2 separate regions of the Mus musculus genome follow, and region 2 is linked to region 1. A link is a loop called in an ENCODE intact Hi-C map of the cell type or tissue named here. Cell type or tissue: left cerebral cortex. All regions are shown on one strand. Each heading gives the region's core, and the rest is flanking DNA. Links, peaks and the distances in the headings are about the cores only.

The links. Hi-C counts contacts between places; a loop is a spot of excess contacts. Peaks named below come from ENCODE experiments on the same cell type or tissue, not always from the same donor. Only the 100,000 strongest peaks of a DNase experiment are listed, where the experiment ranks them.
Region 2: a loop joins it to region 1, with 9 times the contacts of the local background. A loop is called at or near these places in 32 of 42 quality-filtered maps.

The regions. Positions count from the first base shown.
Region 1 is chr5:75,841,661-75,849,618 of GRCm38, forward strand. No RefSeq gene overlaps it. Among named protein-coding and RNA genes, the nearest start is that of Gm32727, 130 kb to the right of the region's middle. In left cerebral cortex, for the core only: no CTCF peak of the experiment used is centred there; no DNase peak of the experiment used is centred there.
Region 2 is chr5:75,212,193-75,220,150 of GRCm38, forward strand. No RefSeq gene overlaps it. Among named protein-coding and RNA genes, the nearest start is that of Mir7025, 39 kb to the left of the region's middle. In left cerebral cortex, for the core only: a CTCF peak has its summit at 2,511 (motif pointing right); DNase peaks (open chromatin) are centred at 2,194, 2,510 and 3,678.

The sequences.
Region 1 (7,958 bases), core at 987-5,986:
CCACTATCCAAGAGTGTATTTTGGAAACCCAGGTGATTAAATCAAAAGACTCTTGAGTTGGCACCTGGTTGAACAGGATTCTCCAGGGAAAGAGAATCAATAGGATGCACCCATGACACAAGGACATGAACACACACACACACACACACACACACACACACACACACACACACACAAATACGCTTGAGGCAATTGGCTTAGACAGTTAGAGAGACCAGCAAAATCTCAAGGCTGAAGAGCTGCAGGGTAAGCTGGAGACGGGAGGCTGACAGGAGAGCTTCAATCCAAGCAAAGGGCCGGATACCAAAGGGAAATAACTGTGTACGTGCGAGCCTGAGGGCTGCCAGGTAGAGGCTTGGGGAGAGCTGATGTTTCCTTGAGAGTTCCAAGGTTAGCACAAGCCAAGAACCTGGAGAAAAGGCCAGCCTCCAGGAAGAATTCTTTCTTATTCAGAGAAGAAAACAACTTTTTTTTGGTCTCAGGCTTTCAATTGGTTGAATGAGAGCCACCCACAACAGGAGGAGAAACCAGCTTCCCTCTGTCTCCTAATGTGAATGCCAAGCTGATGCAAAAGTAGCCTCCCGAGGAACTCCAGAAGAAGATAGATCAGATAGGAGGGTGTCTCATGGTCTACTTAAGCGGGCACATACTATTAACTCAGTCCTAACCAACTCTGACTGCTGTCCCTATCAAAAGAATAAATCTGAGCACACAGACATCAGGGCTATGTGTGTATAAAGATCCCCATGAGGACACAGCAAGAGGACAGAAAGACTTCAGAAGACACCAAACCTGTTCCAACTTGATCTTGAATCTCTAGCCAGTGAGAAAATGTATTTGATAACAAGACATCAAGTCTGTGGTATTTTGTTAGGTGGCCTTAGCAAACCAATCCACTTCTCTGCAAGATCAAGGTAGGTAGCTTCTGCTACTGGTCCTGCAGCCCAGGACTCCTGAGCCCATGTCTCCTTCACAATTATTTTGGTTTCTTCATATGCATTGGCCCCATGCACACAAACAGGAAATGCTACTGCGTCCTGGGAAAGAAGCGGGGGTCAGAGATGGGGAGTTTCTCCTGTGCGGCTTCAAGACAGGACTGCTACAATGCACAACTGGCCCATGTTATTGTAGCCCAAGACCACCCTGTCCTGTCAGAGAAGCTGGCAAATCCTAAGCCTTTCTGTCATACTTTAAGACAAACTAAGTCAAAGGAGCAGGCCTGGGGTAGGTTGCCCAAAGAGCTGGCCTGCAGGCTTAGTCAGCGGAGATGACTGCACACTGGAGAAGCAGCAACTGGTGGATTCTCCACAGAACCATTGGGGCTGAAATGGCTGGAAGAGGGTTTTTAAAATGGCATCAATTATGGGTTTCTTTTTGCCCCTCTTGGAGTGTCCTTGGTACTATGGGAATATCTCACTATTTATTGAACCTGTGGCTATTGGGACCCATGAATTCTACCTAGCCTTGGGCAGCCTTCAGCACCTAGGGCTGATCAGATGCTATGGGCTCAGAGCCCCTAGCCCTGTGACCTGCTATTGTGGCCATGTATGAGCTCTTCACCTAGGGATACAGCTTCATGTTTTTCAAGTAGTTCCCACCCAAGCCCTGCAGCGGCCAGCTGCATGGGAGAGAAAGTAACTCCTTTGTGGAGCAATTTCACCCCAAGCAAAGAGGAGATTCACTGCTTCTTAGAATAGACTGTGTGAAGCCATCTCACATGACCGAATACATGAGACTGATTTCTGGAGGCCATTAAAGCAGGGTGGCCCAAACAGGATGACTTTAAACAGAAACTTACTCTCTCTAGGGTTTCTAAGCCCAAAGTACCAGCATCAGCATGTGAGCAGCACCACACTTCCTGTAGGTTCTAGGGCAATGGTTCTCAGCCTTCCTAATGCTGTGACCCTTTAATACATCTCTTCATGGTGTATTAAAGGGTCACCCCCCGCTAGGCCATTAAATCATTTTCATTGCTACTTCCTAACTGAAATTTTGCTACTGTTATGAATCGTAACGCAAATACCTGTTTTCCAGTGGTCTTAGGTGGCCCCTGTGAAAGGGTCATTTGACCACCAAAGGGGTCGGGACCCATGGGTTAAGGGCGATTCACTTTCTTGCCTTTTTTAAGCGAGCTTCCTCTTCTGTCTGTCCATCTATCCTGTAGATCTCTTGGCATTAGATGTAAGGCCTACTTAGATATTCTAGTGTGAGCTTGTTATTACAAAATACTTAATAACATCTGGAGGGACTTCTGGTCTAGGTAGCATGCCATTCATGGATAACAGGAAGTAGGATTAGACACACCCTACTCGAGGTCACCATCCATATCATCACAGACAGCCTTGCTTTAACCCTCAATACCCTTCATCACCCTTCCTCAAGTGGTGACTCACGACAGGGACACTCCCACCTTGCCTCTCCTCTCACCCACTGAGTCCCTTTCTTCCTATCCAGACTATGTCGCTCCCAAAGGAAGCATGGGTACTCAGTCCTTGCCTCTGCCTCTGCTGCCAAGAAGAGGGCAAGGCAATAATGAAACATAATTTGGCAGATGGGAAAGCAGTCTTCAAGTCTTGCACACAAGCTGATATAATAAATATCATAAACTGAGTACCTGATTTAAAGATCTTTTTCTTCCCGGTTCTGGAGGCTTGGAAGTCCTAGCTTAAGTCACCAGAGGATTTGGCATCTAGAGAGGGCCTACTCTGTTTCATAAATCATGTCTTCCAGCTGTGTTTGCACAATAGAAGCAAATTACCTCTTCAGGGCCTTGTTGGAAGGGCACTATTCTCAGAGGGTTTCACCTTCATGACACAGTCACCTCTTCAAGCATTAATTCTTACTACCATCACCCCAAGTGTTAAGGTTTTACCATATACCTCTGAGGGACGTAAAAAGATCATGCCAAGAGTGTGAACAGCCTCAGCTCTAGAGTCAATACAGGCTCTGCCAGCTCCTACCTATGTGACCTTGGACAGGTCATTTACTTAGCACCTATAAGCCTCAGACTGTCACAGTTAGACAAGAGTGGTAAGAACTCTTAGTTGTAGGGATGTTACCAAGACCAACAAAAATGTCTAGCAAAAACACCTGACTGTCATAAGTACCAAGTATATATCTTCTATTATGATTAATAGCTGAACAGATATGTCCTTCAGGAGTCTGCTCCTATATGTAGTAGTGACAGGACAGTGGGGTCCTGGACAGTGTGATGGTAGCCACAACAAGCTGGCCTCATCCCTACAATGTCCTCTAGAGACCAGGATTTCTTTTCACCTCCCATTATAGGCATTTGAAAAAGCAGAAACGGTTTCCCAGTGTGATCTGGGATCATCAAGTTTTCACGATCTCAGGTCACTTGTCCTCGCTGGTCTATCTCAGTCCACGCACTTCCCTCCCTGGGCCCCAGGGTTCTTACATGGCTGATCTATTACCTGTTCCTTTCAAACAGTCCGGGACTCACACTGTCCTTCCTGCCTCTGGTGCCCTGCCTCTGCGCCTCATTCGTACAGGCTTGCTCATGCAAAATGTGAAATGCCATATCTCATTTAACTATCAGAGAAGGGAGCTTGTCCTTCTCTTTATGTAATCTGTAGATTAGAAGAGAGAGAGACATTCGTGTTGTTCTAATTCAATGTGGTAGACATCTGAGAGAAAACCCGGGATATGTAGGAGCCAAGAGCAGAGACATCAACCATGCAGTTGCTCCCTGGAACTTTACTCTTTGGCAAGAGCTGGGTCAAGTTCTGGCCCCTTACTACCTAACACTCACTTCACATCCATCAGGAGAGATCAACTCCCTGAGTTTTAATATTCTATTAAATAATATTGAAGACCAGTTCCCTCCAGCTAGGCTTTGAGTTAAATAGATTGTGTGTGTGTGCTTGGCACTAGAAATAGAACCCAGGTGAGGCTGGACCCTAAGGACTCAGAAATACTAAGCAAGCCATCTCCTACTGAGCTACACTCCAGCCCGAAATCCATCATACATACTGCCCTATCACACCCTCCCAACACTCTCATAAGTTGGCACTCCTCACTTTTCATTCGCCACCGTGCTGAGCTGTCTTGCCCATCTGCCTATTTTCTTCTTAGCCCCCTCACCCTCAGAAACTCATTCCCATGTTTTATTTCTGTCCTTTCATTAGAACATGTAAGTTCCACCAGAACAAGGAAGGCTACCTCCTTTAAGCTAAGCTATCCATACATCCTTGAATCTTGGCTATATGGTACCCATTGAGTCTTCAATCAATACTTCTCAGATGAGTTAATTAATGAATGCAACAATTTATTTTATCTGTTGTGGCTGAGGTAAGATGTAAACCCAGACGTGTCACTCGGTGATTCCTTTTATGGCCCCCTCCTGTCCACCTTACTTCAGGGATTGTCTCCTTACTCCTGTCTCTGCTTTGTGGCTTTGAGGGCAATGACAACCATTGTCACAGTCATCGTTGCAGCCCCATCCCTCCAGCCTCTGTAGGGACATGCCTTGCTCCTCACTGCCCATATTTGCTGAGATGAATTGAATATGTTTCCATGACAACACTGGAGCAGGAGGAAGAATGCGAGGCCCTGTATGATTCCCCTACCCTCTCCATTGAGAACTGAATGACAGCTTGTGGGAGATTCCTCCTCACAACTCCTAGCATCGAGGTCCCAGAACCACTCCTGGTCAGAGATGGCTTTGTCAAAGAGGTACCACTCACTGATGCTAAAGTTGGCCAGGTCTCTGTGAGGTGATGTCACAATGTCAGCCTGAGTGAGTAAATCCTATAGATGGTTTCAGCACATTATCCACATGAAGACTGAGGTCCAAGTCATTGCATTTCTTAGAAGATCATAGGCTTTATGGCACAGTGACTTACTGGATCGCTTATATGGCCAGGGTTCCCTGCTAGTGTGAGCTAACCTGGGCATTCCAGTGAAAAGGCGGTGGATGTGTCTTTGTGGGAATGCTGCTGGTGCACAGGGGCTTCCTGTCTGCCTTGATCCTTGGCTTCTCACATCTCTCCTGTGAAAATCAAGGGAGCCTCACAAACTTCTGTCCTGTCCCCTTTCTCTGTGTCTATGGGGAGCTGCAGCAGCAAAAGTTTTCCTTGGAGCTGACACAAAATTGCCTGCTGTCATCGGAAAACCCAGAGGACCTAACGAGTCGGCAGCTGGGTACCACATCAGACTCTGGCCACCTGGTAGGCAAAGGACCTCCCGGAACAATAAGGGAAGAGAGGTGTGGTAGCATCATGGTCAGGGAGCCCTAAATTCCTCTTTCGGGGAACCAGCCATGGTGATGGGAGCCGCCTCTGCTCTCTCACTTTGCCGGGATCAGAAGAGGCAGACCCCATTTCTAAGCTGACAGAGAAAGCAGCAGCCATAGACTATGACCTCACAGCAGCTGGACGTCCCCTCCCTTCCTTGTGCAAGTCCTCTGTCACCTGAGTTTTCTGCATTAACACAGTTCCCAGAAGCCCTCACAGAACTGGCCTTTAAGAGAATAATTCTCAGATTCAGGTTCCAAGAAAGACTCAGAACCCACTTGAAAGAGGTCTACAGGCTGTTTCTGTAAAGGGCCAGATATATAGTCAGGCTGCATGGACCATAGCAGCTCTTGAAACTGTCCTCTCTGCACTTCCCATGCCATAACAGCCGCAGTGAAGGGCCAGACAAACGGAATGGCAGCTTTCTGGTAAATCATACAGACAAATGCTGTGAGCAGCTGGATTTGACCACGAGCTACAATTTGCCAACAGAGCACAGGCTTGTAAGTCAGAGACCTTTCCTCGCCACCTCTTTATCCCCAGGGTCTTTCCCAGGCGCATCCAGGGGGAGGTGTTGAAATGCTATTTGTGGAGATGCTCACCAGCTGATAGCAGGTCAAGAGAGTCAGACTTGTGATACCTTCTCAGAGACTACAGCATATGAAGAGGATCCTGTCCAGGGGCTGAGGACTCCAAAGCCAGGCCTCTGGCATCAAACCTGCCACCTCAGCTCCTCTAACCAAACAGATCCACAAATCCCCAAATCCCAGGTCATTGGGATCTCCTGGTCCCCTCTTGGGAAGCTCACAGGAAATAAAGTCTGAGGGTATAGGGTATCAGGAACAAGCAAGGAGCACACAGCCTGGCCACTCTTCACACTTTAGTACTTTCCTTATGTCCCCAACACTGTAGACAGCTACATGCTATTGTCATTTCACAGGGTGAGCTAGGGCCACTGCGCCGACCTCAGATGAGCTGTCAGAGCCCTTAAATGAGGGCTAGCTGTTCTTTTAAAAGCCAGCTCTGGAGAACTAAGTCCTAATTACCTTCTTTCATTTCTGACTGCAGTGGCAAATCCCTGGCAGTTACAGAGAAAGATCAATCTAGTAATGTCTTTCAAAACAGAAGAAGTCAAGACGGTGGCGATTTCGGCATGAATTCTAGGAGATCACAGCCACTGTTCTTCAACTGTGTTCTGACTCTTGGCCTGGCACACTAGAGGCTGGGATCCAAAGCCCCCTGTGGCATATACTCCCTTCAACTCCAGACATTTGGGGACTTTGCATTGGTCAGGATATACACGTTTATGCGGTGCTAACAGATTTCAAGTTGAGTCTGGTTCGTGTCACATGGCCAGTGTGGATTGACAGGCAAATTCTACTCTCTGAAGTTGTTGAGGGTTCTGGTTTATGTATGTTTCATCCAAGCATAGACCTTTTGAGTTATCTTGTTATGGGAAAGGGCATGGACGACCTTGTCCTGGCTTCTAAAGTCTCTCTGGGGACCTTTTCTGTTTACCTTTCATTGACCAACCAAGTAGCATGTCACATGGGTGGAGAAGTCCACCCAGCCATGTGCAAGGTGGGACACAAGGACCATGAGCAGGCTTAATGCTTGCTGCAGGACCTGAATGAAATCAGGAGTCAGGTGCCTCATGGGAAGGGTACCCATGAGAGTTCACCTGGATGTTCTACCCAGTGTAGCAGAGCATGGACCATTCAAGTCTAGCTCCAACCATGCTTGACATTTCTGGCCTGTGTCACATGAAAATGTCCCCCATCACACTGCCACCACCACAGACAGGGCCCTTCCAGTTTGCCTTCCCTGTTACAACAAAGTGCAGCCCTCTGACACTGTGACCTGCTTCGTGTAGCTTTTACTACTCCGCCTTAACTCTGGGCACAGGCCGTGCTACCAGCCCCTGCTCAGAAAATATTGGATCCATGGATGGAAAACACAGACACACACGCCAGTTCATCTTAAATGCCTTTGCTAAACCAATGACCGAGCGCTGCTAAACCTCCCATGCCACCCAGACATAACCGGATAGAGCCAGTCCAAACTGAAACCCACATGGCTGGTTGGTGCTATCTCCTGCAGCTACTCCCTGCTTCTTCTCTCCCCATCTCCCGATTCTGCTTGCATCCTCCTGAGCAACTCTAAGTGCTCCGCCCCGGCCTCAGTCATTGGTCGCTGGTGTCTTTATTGATGGATCAAGAACCAATTGGGGAACAGGACCTGAGCATCAGCACCAACCTCTACAGTGACCAGCATAAACATCTCCTTCCTTGAGTGGCTTCTACCAGGAGTCTTGTCACAGTGATGGGACAACTAAGTCATATGCCACGCACCTTTCAAAACTCTACCTCCTATGACAGGCACATGGGCTGGGATTTCAACACATGAGGGGTACGTCCACCTATTCATGGTGCCTTGTTCTGTGTGGCACTGTACTCGTGGGGCAGACACGGCTTAAGGACTCGGGTGAGAGGCCGGTCCTACCCTAACTCTGGGCAGCTCGTGGACTCCGGGTCTTTACTCCCTTCGGGTCTGTCATTAGCATGGCTTCCCATCCTGATGCTGCCTTTCATTGACTCTGACACACGCCATGGTCTGTGTCTACCCTCATTTCTCAGCAGCACAGAGCATACGTGTGCTCCCAGGAGTGCCCTAGTGAGGAGAGAGAGAGAGAGAGAGAGAGGA
Region 2 (7,958 bases), core at 1,719-6,718, 630 kb before region 1:
TCTCTTCACAGCAGCGGAAACCCTAAGACAGCTTCCTTTACCATCTACACACTCATGGTTTCTAATGCTGCTCTCTTCTGAACTATAAACTCACAGAGCCAGTTACTGGCTTAGGAGACCTAGCAGGATCTTCAAACTCAGGAAGTCCTCCAATGAGCACCGAGATATGGTCTTCTGATATGCATACCCAGCTCTCAAGCCTGGTCCTGGGTATTGCTCTGATTTCCTCTCATAACTCCTGGCATCCCTCAGGTTCGGTTTCCAGGTCACTCCTGCATCCTACCTTCACTCCAGTCCCATGGCCAAGATTAAGTACAGTTTCCCATTCATCCAGAGAGCTGCCCCAGCCTCTGCAGATCAAGGCTTTATACTTCCCTTTCTTTCTTTCTTTCTTTCTTTCTTTCTTTCTTTCTTTCTTTCTTTCTTTCTTTCTTTCTTTCTGTTTTGTTTTGTGACAGAGTTTCTCTGTGTAGCCCTGGCTGTCCTGCCACTCACTTTGTAGATCAGGCTGGCCTCGAACTCAGAAATCTGCCTGCCTCGGCCTCCCAAGTGCTGGGATTAAAGGTGTGTGTCACCACTGCCTGGCTATACTTCCCTTTCTTATACATCCTCCACACATCAACTAGAGAAATGGCCATTTTAAAAAAAAAAACATTACAACCGGTACTGTTGCTTCCCGGCTCAAGGCTAACCAGTGGCTTCTTATTGTCTATAGGGAAAGTCCAACTCAATCAGGAGTTAAGTGACCCTGTTTCCATTGCTGTGTGCCTCTCTCCCTTCATTCTGGTCGAGCTGCTTGCTTCTCTTCTAACTACTGTAATATATTCTTTGCTATTCCAGGCCTTGGCACATGGCCTTCTCTCTGCCTGGAATGTTCTTTTCTCTGAGTGCCACCATGTCTTTGTTTAGCGAGTCATACTGCTTCCCCCTTTCCCTTGAGATAAACTCATAGACCCCCTAAACCATGCCTTATTACAGAGCATCCCCACAGCTCGCTCGCTGCCTTTGTCTTTCAAATGCTCATCCGTCTTCTGATTGCCGGCTGGGCTGTGGGCTTCACGAGGCCAGTCTTTTGGTGTCTCTAGTGCCCATGATGACGCCCGGCATCTGTGCATACAGTGACACGGACCATCAATCATTTACCCTTAACTCAAAAACGTTTGTTGAAATTCTTGTCCTCATTCACGACTCAGCTGCTGAAACGAGCGGGGTTAAACGACTCTGTCTTAGTTCACAGGAAGAATCCTGTTCTTTCATCCATCTTTGGCTATCCTGGGTGTAAGGCAGGAGAGGGATGCTAGAGGAGTTCGTGTAGAAGCAGCTGACTAGGTGCTTCCCTAGAGTGAGACAGGGCTTCTCGAGCTAGGGCATTAGGAACCACATAGCTTAGCATTGGGAGGGACAGGAGAGGAACGAGAGGGAACCAGCCAGAACACCCCAACTCCAGCTCTCATTGGCATTTCCACTTCCAGCCTTATCCTGGGCATTCTGTAAATGAAATATGAGACAAGTCATCTCAGACAACTTTTAAGCAATTAGTTCCCCTTTGTGCAGCCTCCTTGGAGACAAGAGAAACAATCTGGGAATCTGTCCCAGGTTCTTCCACCTACCCTCTGCCCTTTCCCTACCATTTTCCCACCTCCACACTCTAGGCCCTCTGCTGGCTTGTTCTCGTTGGGACCCTCATGTGCTAAGTTAAACATGATTATGTTCATCTTCCTTCAGGCTCCTGGATTGGGCCATGGTGGTGGCTAGGTGGTGTGGTGGCCCTGTGAGCTTGTGGCCTGTCAGTTTCCAGAGGCATTGAACATGAAGAACTTGGATATATTGAGAAAACAGGAAGGGGCTCTCTCAATCAATCATATTTGCATTTGGTGCTGGAGACTGGACCTGGAGCCTTGTGCATGTTAAATATGTTCTCTACCTTTGAGCTACATACTCTTAGCCTCCTAGGCTAAAGCTTTGTGTATCAAGATAAATAAAAATATAGTTCCCTAAAATTGCTTTTACTCAATATGCGCGCATGCGCACACACACACACACACACACACACACACACACACACCATTGCACCACATACAGAATAAGAATTATGAGGGGGAGATCTGAGAGTGCCACACCACCAGCTGCTCTCTGTGGTCATCAGCCATGGCTTATGGCCAGTTGACAGCCTCAGCATCACTTGACAGACAAGCACTACTTTGTCCTACAGAGTTAGCCCAGGAGCGATGCTAAATTGCCATCAAGACTGCGTTCTGTGGGCCTCTTTGAACACCTGGACTTCTCAGGAGCCTGTTCTCTTCCTGCCTTACCTGCAGGAGAGCTGAAGATGAGGAAACAGGATTCTTCCTGTGAGATCTGTGACCTTGGGTGGCCAGGGGTGGTGGGAGCTGGTTGAGTCCACCTAGTCCCAGGCCCAGTGGCTTACCTGAACAGGTGCCGGACCCCAGACATGGGAGACCTTTGGAGCATCTTTCCTTTCTCTCCGAAGCTGCACATTGACCACAAGAGGGAAGCATCACACCAAATTCGTCCTTGGTCAACCTGCTCTTTGTTCTGGCTTTCCAATTGTCATCTAGGCGGAAGGCAGGTGAGCTCCTGCTGGCAGGAGACTGCTGCTTAGCCAGGGGGTCAGGTCTGCCTGGGGTCTTGAGCACAGCCTTCTAGTCAGGAGGTGCTTTGTGAATAGTCCTCACCATTGATGAACACTCGGCGTTTAGTCTAATATTAATATTAAATAAAGCACGGAGAAAGATAGGTCTGGGGAAATTTTTAGATTCTTAAGAGTTTTCAAATGTCGAAAATACTTAGAATCGAAGGATCAGCTTCCAGGGTTGGCCCTGTGATGTGTCCTGAGTGGCGTGCTTTTAGATGGGGTTTTTACACTCACCTACTGTGTGACACACCTACTCCTTCCTGTCTAGATCCCAATGCTGTCTGCCATGAGAATGAAGCTAGAGACTGTGGACCAAAGTGCTGAGTCAGGAAGGAGACTGCGGGTGTCCTCAAGATGCAAGCCAGGTGAGCGCAGTCAGTGTACCTAAGGATTGCCCCATGCTGAGAAGGTCTTCCCAACCGATGTGTGTGTGTGTGTGTATGTGTGTGTGCACATCACAAAATAGCAAAAATTACATTTAAATCTTTGTTCAATTTAGAGTCTAGTAAGACGGTGCACATGGGCAAGCCCTGTGACTCCAGAGATGAGAAGGAAGGTAGAGAATTTATAGTTACCCTGAAGGACATCATAACACCTTATCTAAAAAGAAGGAGGCAGAAGAGGAGGAGGAGCAGAAAGGAAGGGAGGAAAGAAGGAAAGAAGGAAGGAAGGAAGGAAGGGAGGAAGGGAGGAAGGAAGGAAGGAAGGAAGGAAGGAAGGAAGGAAGTAAGTTAAGAAAGAAATGGGCTCATCACAATATTCCCAATTTAAAACCAAAGCCCTGGAATGTGCCTACCTCTAGGAAAATCAAACCAGGCTCAGGTCAGCATGGGTCTCCTGGGACCTCTACCCGAGCTTTCTGATTACCTCCTCAACTCTTCTAGGAGTCATGGGGGGAGAGTAAGTTTCATTTGTTTCAGAACGAAGGGATTCTGGCAGAAAATTCTGGATCCTTCCTGGTTCCCTTGAGGAGGCAGGAGCGGGTCAGACTCCCCCTGTGGTGTCTGTGGCTTTGCTCCAGGCCCTTTGATCTCACAGAGTCTGCCGCATGCCCTACAGGACCTCTCCATGACTGAGTATTTCGCTTTGGTCTGCTCACTATGAGGAGGCCTTGGGTAATTAGAAGAACTGCCTTGGGCTCTTCTGACCTCAAACACCTACACAACAATGCTCATTACTTCCTGTTCTCTTACAGCTGTGGCCAGGCCTGGGCCATCCCCCAAGGGTCAGTGACCTTTCCCAGAATGCCAATCGAAGCAAGGCTAGCCAATAGGCATCCTCAACCTTTACCATGTGGAGAAGGGAGATTATGCCTCTTGGGTTAGGGAAGCTCTAAGGTGTGCCTCTTGCGCTCTCTCCTTTAAATACCAGTGGTGCAGTGAAGGATTTTGAAGGTGTGATTCAACTCTCCAGACCTGGGAGCATGAGACCATATCCAAGGGCAGGACAGAGAAGACAGAAGCCCTGGAAATGTGAGACAGTGTGAGAGGACTTTGTCTTTAAGGACTGTCACTGGGTGGCAGGTAACCCACAAGGTAAGGGCATGCCAGGCTGGCAACTAACAGCAAAGAAAGGAGTTTAGCTAACAACTAGCATGAGCTTGAAAGAGAGCTCTGCCCCCATTGCCCCCCCCAGGAGAAATGCATCCAGTTGACTCTTTGACTCTGCCTGGAGAGATCCTGGGCTGAGGGCTAGGAAGGACACGCTGGAGAACCGTGAGATGATGGAGCTGTGCTGTGCTAAGTCACCAAGTATGCGGTCATTGGTTACTTGGTGTAGAAAACAAACAGGATGCCTCTCTTTGGGGTAGGAGTCCCAGGATGAGGCATGGGAGTCTTCCAAAATTCCTCTTTATATGACCTTTTTCCTCCCCGCCCCCTTGTAATCTTCCTTCCCCTCCATAGCTAGACTGGTGGCCTCCTTGTTCCGTGGGAAAGACTATCTTTGCTGTAAGAGCCACTGTCATCACCAACCACCTAGAAATGGCTTCAGCTCTGAATATCCTAGCATGATGGAAGATCAACAGAGGATCTACCACACCCCCAATACTATCCCCATTTCCTGCTACAAAGATGCAAACAATGTGTGTGAATACCCGGAGAGCTGAGCTAGGAGAAAAACCATTCTTGTTTTGTTTTGTTTTTTTAAATTAAGTCTTTGACCTTTCTTGCAGTGATTTCCTCTTTTTTTTTCCCTCCCAAATCAATTCCTTTAATTAGTATTGCTTAACACCCTGATATTTTAAGTGCTACGGTGGCCCAAAATAGTCATTTCTCATTGTCAAATCATCTACCTGTATTTGGGAAGTTGGTCCTCATCACTAAGGGATGCGTACTTCACTAAGGGATGCGTACTTTCACTCTGCTGAAGCCTCTGAGCATCTAAGGCTTTTATTCCAGAGGGCTAATTTTACTTCACAATTGAAAGAACCAGCTAAGTCATTTTCATTTGTAGTCTAAAAGTTATATTTTAAAAAATTGATTAGTTTTGGAAGAGAATGGACTATATGCGTGACTTTCTGAGACTGTGTGTGTGTGCATGTGTGAGGGGGAGGCATGTATTTGAATGTGCCATGGTGTATGTATAGAGGTTGAAGGAGTTCTATCTTTCCTTCCACAACATGGGTCCTAGGAATCAGAGCAGTGGGGTGGAAGCATGCACTTACCCACTGAGCTCTCTCAGCAGCCCCAATAGTCAATACAAAATCAAATTGACTTTAAAGAATTTAGAGTCTTATTTTAGTCTCTGCTCCAGAACCTAGGGATGTATGACTCTCCCTCCCTCCCTCCCTCCCTCCCTCCCTCCCTCCCTCCCTCCCTCTTTCTCTCTCTTTATCCTTATGTCCATCTCTCTTTCTCTGTCTCTTTTCTTTTTCTTTTTCTTTTTTTCTTACCACTGGGAATGGATTCGACGTGTTTTGGGATGATCACCCAGCCATATGGAGATGATAGAAAAGAGAAAGAGGATGACAGTTTGGGGAAGCATCAGACCTTGGGATCCAGAGCTGGCTGTGCTAAAGTCAGATTCCCAAATCACTTGAGCTAGAGAGCGCCCGTAGTCCCTTTCTGACACCTGTAAATGGCACAGTGTTTCTTTGCCTCTGGTTTTGTAGATCATTTCCAAAGTCACCCCAAAGCACATTCCCTCAGGGAAGTCAGGGAGTTTAGTTTTAGGATATAAAGAGAAAGGAGGGATGCAGCTGGTCAGAGAGTCAAACGCTCATTTCAGCAGACATACTGGGGAAAGCCGTTCGCTGACCCGATGGGGTAATGACTTGAGGGGAAAGAATCATATGTGCTCCAAAAGCTTGAAGGGACAAGCATATGAAAGCAGGAAATAACTGATTAAATTTTTTTTTTTGTCACCTGGAAACACCAACTTCAGACTTTCTGAAGTGGAAGGAAGAGATTGCTGGGAGAGAATAGAATAAGAAAGGGTGAAGAAGCACCCTCGGAGAAGTGAGGCAAGGGACTCTCGAGTGCAGAGGAAGTGTCTACTATGCCTGACAGAAACTGGGGAGAGCCCCTTAGGCAGCCTGAGCCAGATGAATTTAAAGCCTCAGTTCTGTGTAGCTTAGCATTTAGCACTCAGCACTCAGCATCCAGCACTTAGCACTCAGCACCTAGCACCCAGCACTCAGGTTGAGCATATCTTGTCTGCTTTCCCTGTTGCTGTAGAAACAGCATGACTAAAAGCCACTTGTGGAAGAAAGGGTTTATTTCCAGCTACATTTCCTGGTAGCATTCCATCAGCAAGGGAAGCCAGGGCGGGAGCACAAATCAGGAACCTAGAGGCAGGAAATGAAGCCGAGACCACAGAGGAGTACTGCTCACTGGCTTGCTCTCCATGGCTCGCTCTGCTTCCTTTCTTATTCAGCTCAGGCCCATATGCCCATGGGTGGCACCACTTACAGTGGGCCCTGGGCCTTCCTACCTCCATCATTAATAAGATACCAGATAGGCATGCCCTCTGAGGAGGCAGTGTCTCAGCTGAGGCTCCCTCTTCCCTGGCTCTCTAGCTCCTGTCAAGTTGATGAAGACAAAGCACCCAGAGCCTTTGTTGAAAGTTTCTATTAGTGGCTTTCCTTGAAATGCGTGTTTGGTTGTAAACTGCAGGCCCCACTGACAGGCACTCTAGGAAAACAAGGGTCAGAATTTCTCAGCTCACAATTCATTCTTCTGCTGTGGACTGAGTCCTGGGGTGTCAGCTTCAGACCATGGCTTCTGGGTTCCTCATGAGGACTCCGTAATAGACGCCTTCAGATCTTCACACTTAGAGTAATTATGATAAGTGCAGCATGGCCAGTGGAAGGCAACCCCAGTGAGGAAACTCACAGGAAATGATCCAGTGAAAAAGACCTTTACTGAGAAATCACCTGTATGCTCTTCAAACCACTTGCTTACAGCATGGAACACCATGGTTTTCAATGCATTTAGTGTTGCACAGTCAACTTTAGAACATGCTCGTGGCCCTTGGAAGCCCTGTATGCTCTGACTCCAGTCTTTTAACCTCTAGGGAACTCCTAATGTGCTTTCTGTCTCTGTCTTTTCTCAGATACTATACACCGGTTGCCTCTTGTCACTTTTATTCCACTTAGCATGGGTCAGGCGTCACCCGTGTGACAATGTATGTCAGAGCTTCCTTCCTTCTTTATGACTGAGTAATATTCTTTGGTAGGGAAATGCCACATTCTTTTGGCTCGTCATTTATCTCAGCGAATCTCAACCTGTAGGTCTCCACCCTTTTGGGAGCTGGATGACCCTTCCCCAGGAGTCGCCTAAGACCATTGGGAAACTCAGACATTGACATTATGCAAAAGTACAGCTATGAAGTAACAGGAAAAGAATTTTATGGTTGAGGGTCACAGCATATGAAGAGCTGTATTAAAGGGTTGAGAACCACTGCTTCATCTGTGAGACTGATTCACCCATTCTCCACTTTATTTTGTGCATCCTGGGGTCTCCATGGTCTTACTATTGGGCATACAAGAACGAGACCTACTTTCCTTCCCTGAGAACACAAGCTAAGCCATCCTCAGCGGTCTGAGGTTCCGACAAAGCAAGCTGCATAGATGTTAAGTGACACTAGAGGCAATGCAAAGAGACAGGCTGAGGCTTTGAAAGGACTTGGTAGTGGTTTTCAAGATCGCCAAACAGAACTGAGCTGTTCAGAACCTAAGGTCTGATGTTCCATCAGATGGGAAGGTTCAGGTGATGTGACTCACGTACTCAACCCCACGTACCAAGCAGCCTAACAAGCTAAGAAGCTAATGGGTTTACAGAGCATTCAGCCAGTTCCGGGG